Linked DNA regions of Homo sapiens: region 1 is linked to region 2. Evidence: chromatin loops called from intact Hi-C (ENCODE). Cell type or tissue: PC-9. All regions are shown on one strand.

Region 1 (8,000 bases), 380 kb before region 2:
CCCAGAACATTTGACTCTAGGGTGCTTTCTGCTCCACCACCCTGATTTGATTGTAAGGAGGTAATTCTTACCAAGTACTGTCAGATTATATAGAGTTGTAATATATCTTAAAAATGCCCATTTTAATTTTCTTTAAACAGATCAGTTAAAAAGTTAACTGTGATTTGATACCATCTTGTTTCTCCCCAAGTTTAAACAGCAATGAGTCTCTAGGACCTTCGGTTAAACCAGCATGTGTTTTTCAAAAATCAAATGTCAAAGCATTTCGTGAACCTTGCTTTAATGAACAAGAGAAGTGAAGGTACAATTCCTTTTTTGCATGAGGTAATTAGGAAACAGGATGTGCAAACTTGCTATATGAATTTAAAGAGGAGCACTTCTACTGATGTACAAACTGGATGGGCATATTACAGAGGGTTTCATGCTGGTAGAAATTTTAAGTGAAATAAGTTCTCATTAAGCATATCAATTATTTTTGGACTGTGTGAAAACTTAATCTGTTTCATGAGTTGGATCTAAGGTGGTCAATACCTCTACACTCCAAAAAACAGAAGCATGACTCAAACATCTAGTTCTGATTGCAGAGTGCCTTTATCTGGAAGACTGGACATGTCGTCAGAATATAGAGCAAGAGGGATGGAATATGCTCTTAAGTTTCCTGATGACTTAAGGGTCTGCACTATACTTGCTTGGGAGGTGGGAAGGATTGAATTCTCTTTGGAAAATGCCTTTGAATCTCTTACACACATGGTACCCAATAAGCCTAGTGCTGTATTATTAGCATCATGTACTAGAGTATGGTTTACCTGACATAGGTTTTGGAAATCTATTTCTTTTATTTACACTACATGGTTTCTTAGGTGGCAATTCTCAGTGAATTACCAGCTTCCTGATAGTGTCTTGAAAAGCATGCTTTATAAGGAGGCAGAAAGTGTTTCTCTTTTGACAGATGACCTCCTTGACCCCTTGACTTTCCATTTTTGATGGTTTCTTTTGAGGTCTACGTCATCTGGTAATTTTATTGGTGTGATTTATGCCCCCAGTAAGGATCAACTTGTATAGATTCTACATTCTCATGGAAGTCTATGTACTGTCTCTACTGTGTAATAATTAGCTCCAACTCTACAAACAAGGTTAGAAATGAAATCACCAGCATTACAAGTGAGACATAACAAATGGAAGATTCCCTTCTCTGAGTTTCTCTCATACCGTTAATTTTATTTGAGCTGGCATTGACTCATTCTATATGTCTCTTCTGCTAGATTTTGAACTCTGGAGGACTGGTCTCATATCTTATTAATTATAATGGTGGCGCACAGCACATTATAGGTATTTATTACTAAGTGGTTGGGTTTAATATCTTAAGAAGCAGAAAATGTGGTTTTTCTTGAGAGAGAGATGGTTTTGGATGTTGTTCCTCTAGTATATTCTAAGCCTGCCCGCCTGGGGCTCTGTAACTATGGCTCCTAACGTGGGGAGCCCACAATCTAGCTATATCATGTTAGCGAGAGCTCTTTGTATACTGAAACAATAAACTTACCATCTTGATGAGTTTTACATGTAGAATGGCTTAGGTTATAAGGTACTGCCACCTCATTCCACTGTTGAGAATTGTCTAATGCAAAGCTCACTTTTTAAACATGGATAATTGGACAGTCATGAGTGGATCATCGAAGGGATAAGCAAAATATATGTCAAACTGAGAATTAATATCTATCAAAACACTTGCTATTATTTGGTAGATGGGAGGTTATTTTATTTTTAAGAAGTAGATTGGCTGAATGGAAAAGCAAAATGTGGCATAAAATAAAATGGGATATTGTTCAGCAGTGAAAGGAATAAAGTACTGATATGGACTACAACATGGATGAACCTTGAAAACATTATGGCAAAGTGAAAGAAGCCAGTTACAAGGCCGGGCACCATGGCTCATGCTTGTAATCTCAGCACTTTGGGAGACCGAGGTGGGTGAATCACTTGAGGTCAGGAGTTCGAGACCAGTCTGGACAACATGGTGAAACCCCCGTCTCTACTAAAAATACAAAAATCAGTTGGGCGTAGTAGTGTGTGCCTGTAATCCCAGCTACTCAGGATGGTGAGGCAGGAGAATGGCTTGAACCCGGGAGGTGGAGGTTGCAGTGAGCCGAGATCTGCCCTCCAGCCTGGGTGACAGAGCCAAACTCTGTCAAAAAAAAAAAAAAAAAAAAAAAAAAAGCCAGTTATGAAAGACCACATATTATATGATTCCATTTATGTGAAAAGCCCACAATAGGCAAATCTATAGAGTCTGTAGCGATAGAAAGTAGTGGTTGCCGGCAGGGTTGGGGTAGAGGATAGGTAGTGATTGCTAATAACTGTGAGTTTCTTTTTGGGATGCTGAAAATGCTCTTTATATGGTGGTGATGATTGCACAACACTGTGAAATACTAAAAACAGAACCGTAAACTTTAAATGGGTGAATTGTATGTAAATTATATCTCAATAAACCTGTTTTAAAAAGTGGATTTCCCTTTAATCTATTCTCTGAGGATTGCTTCAGGGATTCAAAATAGTGCATAGTGCCAAGTTTTAAACTCATATTGATTTGTTTTTGGTAAATAAGTCATGCATGCTTAACAATGGTGAACACACTTAAGGAAAAAGTGGTAACACAACTAGAGCCACCAAACCGAAGCAAGTATATTTCCACCTAACTTCATGCACGTTTTTTTCTCAGAAGCTTTAAAAATTTATACTTTCTCAAATGTTGATTAATGAGATATCTGATAAGAAATAACAGGGTACTGACAGTCCTGATTGTATAAATAGGCATTAGGGATTGTGTTCATGGTTTGCTTGTCAGCACAAGAGAAATGTGTGATTATGTTGAATGATAGTTAATTTTCTTATCCACCCATTTTAAAAATAAAGATGTACAGCTAGAAAACAGGTGCCCAGGGAATAGAGGAGACCTGCAGCTTTGATAATGAGCCCCAGAAAGAAACTAGAAGGAACAAGCTCCCGCTTAGGAGGTGCCGTTCGAGTCCTGGCCAGTGTCTGACTGTAGCTGATGGGTTTAGAGAACTGTGGCTGGCTTCTCACAAAGGATTTTTTCATTTACTCTTGTTTTGTGTTTGAGTATAGACAGCTTTTCCCATCCTCCATCAGGGTCATTGTCCCACCTTCTCTGACTCACTTATTGTGTCAACAGAATTAAAAGAGCAGCCGGTGGACGTGTGTAGAGGCTGAAGGAGAGCTGTGTTGCTAGCTTTGTATTTGAACGGTTCGTACACAAACAGTTCTCTTTGATTAAGTATCCGGTGAAACCAATTCACATGAACTCCAATTAAACTTTAATGAACAAGTGGGTGTATTAATATCAGCTGAGTAATGCAGGCAGCACAGATTCCAGTAAGTGACTCACTTCTCTGAGCAGCTCATTCCCCATGCACGGTTAGAGTTACTAGAAAGCTTCCAGCTATATTTGAGTGGATCTGGTCTGGGCCTTGTAATTCTAACAATCCTCAGGGCTCGCTATTCATCTAGTGACAAAACCACAGTCATCCAGACCTCTGTTTTCAGAGCAAAGATTGGGGATGAAGAGTTTTGTTCACATTGAGCAATTAGGCCCTTCGTTGAGCAGTGACCATTTGGACTTTTATTTTCCTCATCTTCCCATTTTTGTTTTTTTGTTATTTTATTTTTTAGAGACAGGGTCTCACTCTGTAGCCCAGGCTGGAGTGCAGTGGTGTGATCACAGCTCACTGCAGCCTCAGCCTCTTGGGCTCAAGCAATCCTCCCGCCTCAGCCTCCCGAGTAACCTGGAACAACAGGCATGCACCACTGTGCCCACCTACAAAATTTCTGTAGAGATGGGGTCTTGCTATGTCGCCCAGCTTGGTGTTGAACTCCTGAGCTGAAGTGAGCCTCAGCCTCCCAAAGCGCTTGGATTATAGATATGAGCCCCGTGCCCAGCCTTTATTTTGTTTTTAAGTGAGAATTATTTTTTTCTTAAACCCAGGGGCAGTGTAGGTGAAGGTTAAGGCAGTGAAGATAGAACAGTCAGTTTTGAAATGCACATAGCCTTCCTGAGCCTCACTTTCACCACATCTGCCAGTCTGCCTCAAGTCTTTAAGTTTCCCTACACCAGAGGCAGCAAGGTGTGCCTGGAATGATGAATTCCTTTGAGCACAGACCCTGTTCCATCTAGAGACTGATGACTGTACCTATTTCCTAGGAAAGGTTAAGCAAGATCGTGAATATAATGCTCTTCGTTTCATGCCGGCACATAATAAGTTCCCACTAAATGTTTAACTTGGTCCACTGGGGGAAGGATGAGAAGGAGGATTTGGAGATAAATGAGACTTGGCCCTTGACAATTCAGGAGCTTGGAGTCTTATAGAGATTTGACTTAAAAATGTCTGTGTAACTCCAGAGTGATAAAGACAAAAATGCTTGAAAAAGATAAGTGAGGATTCGGGGGATGGAGGAATCCCAGAGGTTGGCCCCGTCTGAGAAGGCTGGAGGTTAGGGTAGGAAGAGGTAAGGGTTTGGGAAGGTAGTTCTAGGCTGACTGAAGAGTGTGAGCAAAAGCAGAGGCAGGGATGTATCCAGGTATCAGATAGTGCACATTTAGTGTGGTTACAGTAGGTGATAATTTAGGAGGCTGATTGAAACTGAATTTAGCCTCTGCCTTAGTCACCAAGTCCTTTCCCAGCTCCACTTGCTGTTCTCTCTCTCATTCTCTCCTACCTATATTGAAACCAGTTGAAAATAATGGAGTCACACAGAGGCAGATGGCAATAATGTCCAGGTTGTGGAACATTAGCTCATTGGGCTTGCTAATGCAGCACCCATGAATGAAATTTACCCTCTTCCTCTCAGATAGCTCCTGCACTCAATAACTCCCATTTAGGGCACACTGTGCATAAAGCTCCCAACCATGAAGAGCAGGGAGGATCTGCCTCTAACAGTCAGGTAACTCACAAAGACTGGAAGGAAGTGACTGGGTTACACATGGCCAGTTTCTTCTCCAAACTCAATAATTGGGTAACTCTCTGCCTCCTCATCTGAGAACAAGGGAGTGGGAGGGAGGCAAACAAGAAAAGAGAAGAAGCAGTGGAGAAAGGAGACGTTCTGCAGTGCCAGGCTTCTTGCCCCACACTCTTCCCAAATGTCAACATAGTTCCTTTAGGGGAAAAAAGTGGGAGGCTAGAATGGTAGGACAGGGCCACAATATGGAAGTGAAAAACCAGGGGCAGTTTCCTGAGCAGGGAATGATGTCATTCGATCTATAATTCAGTCTGGTTAATCTACTTATGCAACACCAATTGAAGGACACACTTAGATAACTCAGCCTTGAGTCAACAAATCTTGTGTAACACTGCCAAGGTCCATAGTGCAAGAATCAGCCCCCACTTCGGAAATAACAACCACCCCTCAGTGCCAAATTTTGGACATTGCTTGTAAATTTCAGACTCCTTCCCTCCAAGATACTGTTTTAGAGAATGTCGTAGGGTAAAAAATTCCAAGGGGTAAAGACATAAATTCCGTAATACTACAATAGATGGGAGGCTCTAATCAAGTAGATAAATTCTATTTTTGGAATTGTGAATAAAGCAGAAAAGATTCTTGGAAATCAGGAATTGAATAGATTGATGGTACAAATGAGAGACTATATGTTGCTTAAAGAAAACAAAAGATTGCCTATCAGGTTTTAAAATGTGAGTCAGTAGTTTATATAGTGATTCAAGCTGAACAGCTATCTTGGTTATTAACTAAAATCTTTTCTTTCCCCTTCCATTTTATATATGAAGAAACTATTAATACAAAAGTCATTATCAAAGGACACTGGGGCTAGGTTTCATTACCCAGCTTAATCCTTAATTTCATATTGAGCATTTCATATTGAAGTGAAACAATAAGGATATGTTTCTAGAGACTGATGAGACAACTGAATTGGACTTGGTTTTGACATTCAAAGGGATCAGGTAGAGGTACTTAGTTGAGCTCACTACTTCATTTTGGCAAAAGACATATGTCATAGAAATGTAGTAGCCATGATGGATTATGTATCTTTGAATTGGGAGCCTATGACAAATTTTCTCCAATGGGAAGTTTCTTCAGAGCCTATCATTGTTTCAACAATAATTAAAGTAATTTACAGAGAATGTGCTCATCTACTTTTACCTACTGTTATCTTTTTTCCAAGTTAATAAACTGAATATATTGTATAGATTGGTTGATAGCCTTCCTGAAATGAACATCCTTTGCAAACCTATCTCTCCAAACCCAAATCCTGCCCAAATTTCCCAATTGTGGTAGCAAGCCCAATGAGCTCCTGATACGATCCTAATAGGATCCTCTTCTCTGGAAATCCTCGACAGATCACACTTCTCTTTTCTTGGGAACAGCTTTCTGTTTCCTTGTCCAGAATGGATGCCGTTCTGTTATCCTGGTCACTCTCTGGGCCCCCTCCCTTTGTCCACCATGAGCACAGGCTACTGGCCACTGATCCTCCTGGGGGCACTAGCCTGGCTACCCCATTGCTTATTTTACCTTTGCTTCTCTTAAATACCATTGTTGGTGATTGCTCCACACAGCAATTGTTCTCACCTAAGTCTGTGGATAAGACTCACTTAGGGAGGTTTTACCAGAATTCAGCTCATCTCCCTAAATGTTTGGGTCTGGACTAGGGCACACACTTCTCGTGAGGCGCTTCTCATGAGTACCCCTTCTCAAACTTTACGGGTATCAATTTACTTATGGCCTGCAGTGCATAAAGTGAAAGCTTTCTGAAAAGACATTTAATCCATCGGTATGAGGATGAAAAAGACACACTCAGGGCATGAAAAGAGTGAGAAGGTCACAAAAAGGGTGTGGTCTCAGCTGGAGAGGAAGCTGAACAATCCTATAAAGGAACAAAAGCTCAGCGTCCTGACCATCTGTTTCTTTCTACCCCAGGCCCATTCCCATCATGAGTATTTATTCTGCCCAGTGTGGGATGGGTTCTGTTCTAGAAGTTTGCATGAGCAGAGGGAAGCTTAGCCCCATGAGGCCAGTCATGAGGCTCCATCTTATTCTATAGGCTTCAGCCTTTTTATGAAGACCTAGCTTCTACTCTTGCCCCAGGCCCTAAGCAGGCCCAGACTTTTCCCATATACACACACTCTCTCTCTAACTTATGTGTCTTACATCTTAATAAGGCAGCAGATTGTATCAGAATCAGTTAACTCTTTATCAAAAAACCCAGAGCAGACAGACGGGTGAACTTGCTCATGGGCTGAGCTAGAAGGGAGGCCACTTTTCCTTCACACAGCCTCGGACTCTCCCTGGGCTTTTTTGTGTGTGCTGCGTGGAGACTGTGTTCTAACATTTCAGTCATATCTTCCTTATTTTAAAACTACAGAATTGATCTTACCAACTTACTGGGGAGCACGTCGTCAGTAAATTCTAATGGAAAAACCTGTCTGATCAATGGGACAGGAAAGCGTCACAGCAATACCGGTGAGTCATTCCAAGACCAGGCACATTTGAGCTGTGTTGCTTCTTCGATGCTGACTATAATTCTCCCTCAGCATTACGTCGTCTTAAGCAGCTTTTGAATCTTCGTCTCTGATTCCCTTTCTAGGTCAGACTGTGTCTTTTTTTAAAATTGTGCCTGGATATCCCCTTAATAGGTTGGACAAGTCCCGTTAGGATAATTGGCTGTATGAATATGCGAAAATAGCAACAGTGAATTTTAAAGTTCTTGAATAGTCTCCCCGTCCCACTGTGAGGTGAGGCATCTGGGGTGGGCTATCTGTTTTTTGATTCTTGGTTCTTGTTTTTAAAAAAATAGGATGTTGGACCTTGGGATGAGAGGGAAGTAAAACAGTTTTGGAACCCTTTTAGAAAGCAAACTAAGACAAAACTCCTTTCTTGAGAAAAATGGATGGACATTGTAAAGAAGACAGTAGGGCACCAGGAAGCCTTGAGCCAGGTCTGCCTGTGTCACATTTCGAGTTATGAGCTTCACCGCT
Region 2 (8,000 bases):
CTGCTCAACAAGTAGACCAAACAAACAAACCACGCATACACACAAAGCAAAGAAGTAAATAAAGAATGGTGGGGCTAAGACTGTGAATAGCTCCTAGCAAATTAGAGAAATAGCTTCAAGTATATGCCTTCTGGATGATGTATGTTTGTATATGAAGGACAACACATCAAGGGGTGTTGGTAGTAATCTGTGCTAAGCTTAGAAGCCAGTATATCATTGTTCTAGTTCTATTTCTACTGTCGAGTGGCTTTATAGCCTTAGACAAGTCATGTAACCGTTCAGGCCCCAAATGTCCTTCTGGAATTACAGGGATTGAACTGGATGAATAAAAAGTTCTATTTCAACTCCAACATTTAATAATTCTAAAGTTCTTAGTGAGCTCTGATTGCTCATTTGCATTACATAGGCATATATTAACCATTTTAATATGTATCAGAAAAGGTATGTTCTTTTTCCTCAGAAATGTTGAAGCCTGACTTTGTTATAGAAAGCACCCAGGAATCATGTCTTCAGAGTTCCTAATTTTTAGTGTTTTCTTGTACTGCCCCGACTGCTGCAATCCTCTCTCTTACATTGGAATTCTGTTTTAAGTTTTGGTGATTGGAATCCTCTTTTTGATTTAAGAGAAAGAATCCTAGGGGTGAAAGATTACTATACTGGAAATGAAAGATTACTAGTCTCTAAATGAGAATTGGCTTTGGTCTGTAATAGATAAAAAGATTTTTAAGGGAAAAATATTAGAAAAGTGAAAACGTTTTTAAAAAAAATAGGTAGCAGTCACCACCGTATTCTGGTGGAATCGAATTCTTGAAGATTAGATTTGTGTATTCATGGAATAATCTAGACAAAATCCTGCCTTGCACATAGTGGGGAGATACACTAAAATACTGAAACAGCTACATTGTATTCAGGTGAAGCTACATAGATGTAAATAAAGGGCAGCCAGCGGGTACAAGCTGTCAATTAAGTGTTTTCAATAGTCTACTCCGTGTCGCCACATCTTAGGTAATTTAGATAGGTAGAAGACAGGTCATTAGCACTGAAGTTGAGAACACATTTGAACTCCAGAATGGGATTAATGCATCTCCAAAAAACGTGTATTTTCTAACCCTGTGCAAAAATTATATTTGAAAAGATTAAAACAAACAACAGTTTTCTTCGTTCTTTGTTATATGTCTTTGTACTTGAAAAAGGTAAAATTCTGCATTACGTTTTAAACAAATTGTGCCAGGGTAAAGGGTAAAATCTCCATCAACATCTAAAGGTCTTTCTTGTTCAGAAAATGAAGGCCCCTCTCCTGCATTAAAGACCAATGTGGCCTTATAGATCCTTATACAGAGGGAACAAAATGACATTAGACAGACTCTAAGGTGCCCTCAATTATTCCCACGTGGTGGTATTCATGCCTTTGTGTAATTGCCTCCCAATGAGTGTGGGAGGGACCTATGATTTCTAGCCAATAGAAACAGCAAAGGTCACATGTAGTCTTTGATGACTTGTGTGTGATTGTGTTATATAAGACTGTAACATTTGTTCTATGAGGGGACTTTCACCCTTGTAGGCTTTAAAGAAACAGGCTGCCATGTTGTCAGCTGCCACCTGGAGAGGTCCATGTGGTAAAGAGTGAGGGCACCTAGTAGCTGACAAGAAACTGAAGCCATCAGTTTAGCAGCCTGCAAGGAACCGACTGTTGACGACAATCATGCAAACTTGAAAGCAGATCCTTCCCCAGTCAATCCTCAGTTGAGACTGCCACCCCAGCCTAACTTTGCTTGTAGACAATGAGACCCTGAGGCAGAGGACCCATCTAAACCATACCTGCACTTGTGACCCACAGAAACTGTGGGATAATAAATGTATGTTGTTTTACTCTGCCAAGTCTTTATTGTTTTATAGATAGCTAATACAATTATGTTACTTTTAGAATCTAACATTTTCTTCACCTTTCGTTTTCTACATAATAGTTACTAAGTGAATGTGACTTGTTATCCCCATCCTCAAAATCATTAAGGGTCTTTTATTTAATATTTGATTTATCTGTGGCTTTGTGAAATTCATAAATCTGCTCCTCAGTTTCTGGTATCTCTTCAGGAGAGATGCCCTCTTACTCTACTGTATATGGAAGTTGAATAAGATTGAAACTGATAGAGAAATACTTGTTGAATCAAGTTGAATTACATGAAATGGGCTTCTTTAAAAGCTGTTATTAAATCTTCCTGTGGCTGTCCTAGAGATGATATAACAGAACTTCTGCTGGGAAATGGGAGAGGGGGAGGGAAGCGTTCCATGAGCTGCTCTGTCATTTGCATGCCAGTGAAATTAAGTTTGAATTTACATTAAGAGGAGTTTTGAAATTTAGGATCTATCTTACCAAATCACAATTCAGCCTAACAAATGTTATGGAAGTACAACAGGAGCCCGGACTGTCCATTGTCATCTAAATGATGGATGTGTTTAAGGTGTTTACATCAGTGCTGTTTCTCCCACCTACCCTAGGTCTGGGTGGTTGCCTGGGATTGTTTACTCAAAGACAGTAGCTTGACAATTTGGAAATGACAGAGGACGCTGATACTTGAAATCAAACTGTAGCCCTGGAATAGCCCAAACATGGTCCCAGGGTGGTCTTGCTTCTGACTTATGTGGAAACGGCCAAATCTTCAACTACATTCTGTAGCTTTTCTTTATTCACCCAGCCAACTGGAAGATGAGTACCTATCTTGGAAATTTCCCAGAAGCAGCAATTCATACTTTCCTTATAACTCTTAACACATTGCTTTATAGTTTCTGTTCCAATGCCAGCAAAGCCCCTCTTTGAAGACTCAGTTTCCGTCATGCTGCTCTCTTACAACACGCTTTCCTCAATTCTGAATGAATGAGCAGATGAGGATGCTGAAATGTTAGCATAACAAACCAAAGTCTTCTTCTGTTGCGGGACATTACATTTAATGTAGCTTTATACAGCTCAGATTTATTTCTATAGGTTAAGCATTTTGTTAAACTATTCCTAAAACACTTCTGAATGGGTCACCAGAAAGAATATGGAGCAATCAATTCTACTGTAACCTAGCCAGGCAAATATTGACTATTTCCTGATACCAGCATATGTTGTATATTTCTGCCTTACTCTAGTGAGCAGAAAATCTGTGAAGGTTTTTAGGAATTGCCTAAAGACACGCAGTTCTCAAATGGCAGGAAGGAGAGTAAATCCTAGTCTTTCTGATTCCAAACTTTATATTTTTTCCATTAAATGAATACAGCATACTTACATACATACATAAGTAATACATACATTCATACATGTATTCAGCTGTGAACATTTTTTGGGCACCCTCAATGGCCCATTCGCTGTGTTGGATGTGATGAGGGATATGTAGATGAATAAGACCTAGATCTTGCCCTTATAGGGAAAAATAAGATTTAAATAGGTTAAATCCTAGTCTTGTGGGAAGATAGAAAAGATGCACAAAACGAAAGCCAGACTCAAATGAGTAAAGTTAGATTATAAGTCTGCAGATGTAGGTAGGTAACCTGAGCTTTCCAAGAACTGTCTCCTCACTTGAAGAATGGCAGTTAATAATCTCTGCTTTATAGACTGGTTGAGTGGATTGAATGAGAACACATGGGAAGATGCTGGCATTTAATAGGCAACCCATAATAGAAATGTTAACATGTGCTCTGGGGTATCTTCAGAGGTATTGGGAGAGGAGTCCCTGCCTAAGGAAGAAGCAGTGCTGGGCAGAGGAAGGAATGTGGACTTGGATTGGAACTCAGTGGATCTGGTCTCCAGTCACCCAACAAGCCATGTGACTGTGGACCAACTACTAACTGCATAGGCACCTTGGATTCCACAATTGTAAAATGGACATCACTGGAAAGCCTTCCTCATGAAGTGATTAGAACAGATGCAGATAATAGCACAGGTGTGGTTGAAAATTGTGAACATTCATGGAAAAGTTCACTTGTTTTTTTTTTATTTGTTTTTGTTTTACTGTCAAGAATATAATAGGAGCCACTCAATTTATGACTCTGTCCTTTCACTTATTATTAAAATTATGGTATTCCTTTTGCCACTCCTGTGGACAACATAGCCAAGCAAATGAGCATTTTAGTCTTTCTCGTCGTCCTGTCTTAGTTTGCCAAAACTTTGAATACTCTGTGTGTGTGTGTGTGTGTGTGTGTGTGTGTGTGTGTGTGTGTGCGCGCGCGCATGTTTAGTTGCTGTTGAAAATATTTGACCACTATGAGGAACTGGTAAATTTGCCTGTGCTCAGGAATACATTACATGGATGCTCTGGTTAGTCACTTTGTACTTTACATCTGACTTTTCCTCCATCAGAGACAAAATTAATAATAAACAATTTTTAAGATTTTGGATAAAAACCTTATTAAAATGCATGGCATATTTTTCTTTTTTCTTATGGGGCTATTCTAAGCATTTGAAACCTTTTGATGACTCAGGGTCATCACCATGACCATCTATTGTTATGCTCTGCTGAAACTCAGTAATTTTTTCCTCCTATCCCCCCAGGCTGTCAGCGGCCATCTCTGCTGTCACTGTGCTGCCTTTCACAGTCTTTCCCACTACCTTCTAAAGTTCATTGGTTTTAATCTCCTCTGGTATGAGGAAGAAACAGCAAAATTGTCATTAGAATCATTGGTGAATAGGAGTCAACAAACATTCACTAGTGGCCCAAAGGAGCACTCATCAGAGGAAAAAATGTTGTTTTATTTTGAAAAATTGCTATTTTATAAACCCAGAGCTGCTACTCCCCCTTCTTTTCTTCTCCGTTCTCTTTCTTCATCTTTTTCTTTCCTTTCCAACCTTCATGAAAACTGGAAATATGGACTATGACTTCATATGCTCTTACTTACCCTCTGCTGGGATTTTGTTCTGAAATTGTAACAATTAGAGGAGTGTTTCTAAATTGGATCGCTTCAGATTGTCTCAGTTCTCTGTGACTTTAAGAACAAGCTGATTTGAAGCCACATACTGTTGGCAGCTTTCATCCATTTATTTGGACTATCAAGCAAGAATGCTCACAATCTTTCATATGAAAGAAGACATCTTTATTTCCAGTTCACACTCTTCATAATAAGAAGGGTATTTGAAATAAAGCCAAAAAGCATAACTTACTTCTCTAACTTCATATTTCAGATGCCTGCAATAGTGGGAGAACATTTTTTTACTACCCCACCTTACCCTCAAATCAGTAGCAGAAAATAACAGTGATGCATTCAGACAGCAAAAAGAGAAAATAATAATTTTATTAAGTTTACAGGAAAGGTCTCAGCTTTCTTAAAAGCCTATCTTTAGGAAGTAAGTAACTGGAGCTGCACACCCAACAGAGGAAGATGACTTTACTTATCATTTACTTAGAAATTATCTTTGAAAGGATCATTGTGCTGTTGTTAGCAAAAAGGAGCTTCTGTAAATGTCACCTCAAACTTTGAAATCTGGGAAAGTCTCATTATGAAACGCAAGTTTTATCTTTCATACTCAGCGCTGGAGCACTGAGTATCCTTGCATTCATGAAGACTTTCTGGTACAGAGTAAACGGAGCTGGGAGCATAAGTGAGAATGCAGCTCCAGCTGACAGACCCCCAGCTCTATCTTCCCAGGTGCATTTCCTTTTTTTTTTTTTTTTTTTGTGAGACAGAGTCTCGCCCTGTCACCAGGCTGGAGTGCAGTGGCATGATCTCTGCTTACTGCAATCACCGCCTCCTGGGTTCAAGTGATTCTCCTGCCTCAGCCTCTCGAGTAGCTGGGACTACAGGTGCACACCACCATGCCCAGCTACTTTTGTATTTTTAGTAGGGATGGGGTTTCACCATGTTGGCCAGGATGGTCTCGATCTCTTGACCTCGTGATCCACCCACCTTGGCCTCCCAGAGTGTTGGGATTACAGGCGTGAGCCACCGCACCCGGCCGCATTTCCCTTTTGTACACTAGGAGCTACCGAGTACCAGAAGTCTTTGTTAGGATGCACAGTTCTTTGCTCACTCTGCCTGGGACAGTGGCTCAACATCTCCAGTCCCCTTTGAGTTACCTCCAGAAGGTTCAGGAAGAGCCTTTCCCTCCAAAATGTTCATAGCATTTGATCTACCTTCTCTAAGATAAGCAGCTTTTGTCACATTGTACCTAGGGTAAAGATTTGTAATGCCTTAACTCTATGCCATCTGTATGCTTCCTGCGGACAGGATATGCTTCTAATTTATCAGATTCCCTTAAGAAACTACACCATGATGCACTTCTCAAAGTATGCTCTTAACTAATACTTATGGGAGGAAAAAAGGAAGGAGAAGGAAAAGGAGGGAGGAAGGAAATCGTGTAATTGCAGAAAGTTTATGTCTGGGACCCTTGTGTAATAATGTTAAATAATACTTTGACTTTTACGCCATTTTTCTATATACAAAATTCTTTCACATCTATTTTCACCACTATCCTGATATTGTTTGCATGATGTGTAGTATGTATGTTTTTAATGTGTGTGCATATTGTTTGTCTCTCACACATACAGCAGCCCCAACACTGACAAATCCAAATTCTATGAGTACAGGGAGTTTGTTGTGTTCACTGCTGTATCCCCAGCACCTTGAACAGCACCTTTCAAGGAGGAAGAACCTAATTCATGTTTGTTAGAAGAATGAATGACAATATTGTCTTATTTGATCTTCACCATAATCCCGTGAAGTGAATACCGTATTCATACTGTATCCTCGTTTTTTTGCAGATGGCAAAACTGAGGCCTTGAGACCTGCTCAGGTTTGCATAGCTAGTTTTTGGCCATGGCAAGATTTGAATTCAGGTTTTTCTATTTCCTTATTCTCTCCTTTTTGTCTTCTGGGAATTTGCTATATTAATAGCAAAGCAAGAAATGTCACACAAAGAAAAATTGTTTCCAATTTTAAATTCATGATGCATATGCAAGAAATTACTGACTTTTCAATCCAATGGTAACACAGATTGTGTGATTTTTAGGAGGAAGAGCCTTTCTTTTCCATCTCTTGCGTTTATTAGCATATGTGTCAGTGCACACACATCTACACCGTGCAGCTCTCACCTTGTACTTTTCCAGTCTGAATTCGTTTTGTAGGCTGTCCCTGCCCTGACTATCCCAGGTGCCTATCAGGGCTGTGTCTTGGTCAGGCTAAGGCCAAGCAACAGGCACCAGCATTTGTTATGGTTACCTTGGCAAGTGAATGGGGTTTGAGGGAAGCTGGAGAGCAGGCATTTCAGGAGTAGAACTAGGCCAGTCTGTTTTTGTAAAAAGTTGATATTCACCCTAATTGTAGCTCATGTTGGCAAGCGGAGTAAACACCCATGCAAATTACTAAGTTGTACTGAATGTCCAAGGATGTCAATAATCATCTTGAAATCCAAATAAATATATTTTTTACTGAAACGGAAGCCAGGCACCACATGCAGTTTCTCTCTGTCACTGGAGACAGATTTGGCACATATGCATGAGACAGAGAAGGGCAACTCTTCAGGCCCTAATGCACACAGGAAACTAGGGATGTGTATATCATACTTGGCAGCAAAATAGAGGTGGGGCAGCCATCACTTTCTGTTCTCAAGCACCTCTCTTTTTTCCTATATTTTAAAACAGGATGACCACAAAGAAGAATAAGGTATACAGTAGCATAGGATCCTAAATTAAAGCATGAGGGAAAGCTAGCATTAGTTTTTCATCTAAAGTCCATTTGGGTAGGAATGAGTCAGTGCAAAACTGTACAAAGGTGATCTTAAGTCACATGTTATGTTACCGACTCTGTGGCAATGGCTGTGAGTAGTCCAGGAACTCTCCAAGGCCTATTTTTAAATTCACTTAGACCAAGCATAATGAGGTAAAGGGATGTCTATACACATTCTCAAGTTTAGTTCTCTGACCGTGAGTCAGACTGTGGGCCATGGACCTGGGCGTCTCAGTGGTAGCAGGACTCATTTTTTCCCCTTTTCTTTCTCATAAATGACTTAGGAGACACATTGGAGAACCCTA

Evidence for each region. Peaks named below come from ENCODE experiments on the same cell type or tissue, not always from the same donor. Only the 100,000 strongest peaks of a DNase experiment are listed, where the experiment ranks them.
Region 1: a loop joins it to region 2, with 2.5 times the contacts of the local background. A loop is called at or near these places in 2 of 110 quality-filtered maps.

Annotation. Positions count from the first base shown.
Region 1 is chr3:188,291,870-188,299,869 of GRCh38, forward strand. The region is part of intron 2 of LPP (LIM domain containing preferred translocation partner in lipoma); the gene reads left to right. Among named protein-coding and RNA genes, the nearest start is that of FLJ42393, 120 kb to the left of the region's middle. In PC-9, no CTCF peak of the experiment used is centred here; DNase peaks (open chromatin) are centred at 3,322 and 5,302; H3K4me3 peaks cover 2,328 bases; H3K27ac peaks cover 4,297 bases.
Region 2 is chr3:188,675,366-188,683,365 of GRCh38, forward strand. All of the region lies in intron 7 of LPP (LIM domain containing preferred translocation partner in lipoma), which reads left to right. Among named protein-coding and RNA genes, the nearest start is that of MIR28, 9.4 kb to the right of the region's middle. In PC-9, no CTCF peak of the experiment used is centred here; DNase peaks (open chromatin) are centred at 4,556 and 7,796; H3K27ac peaks cover 2,261 bases.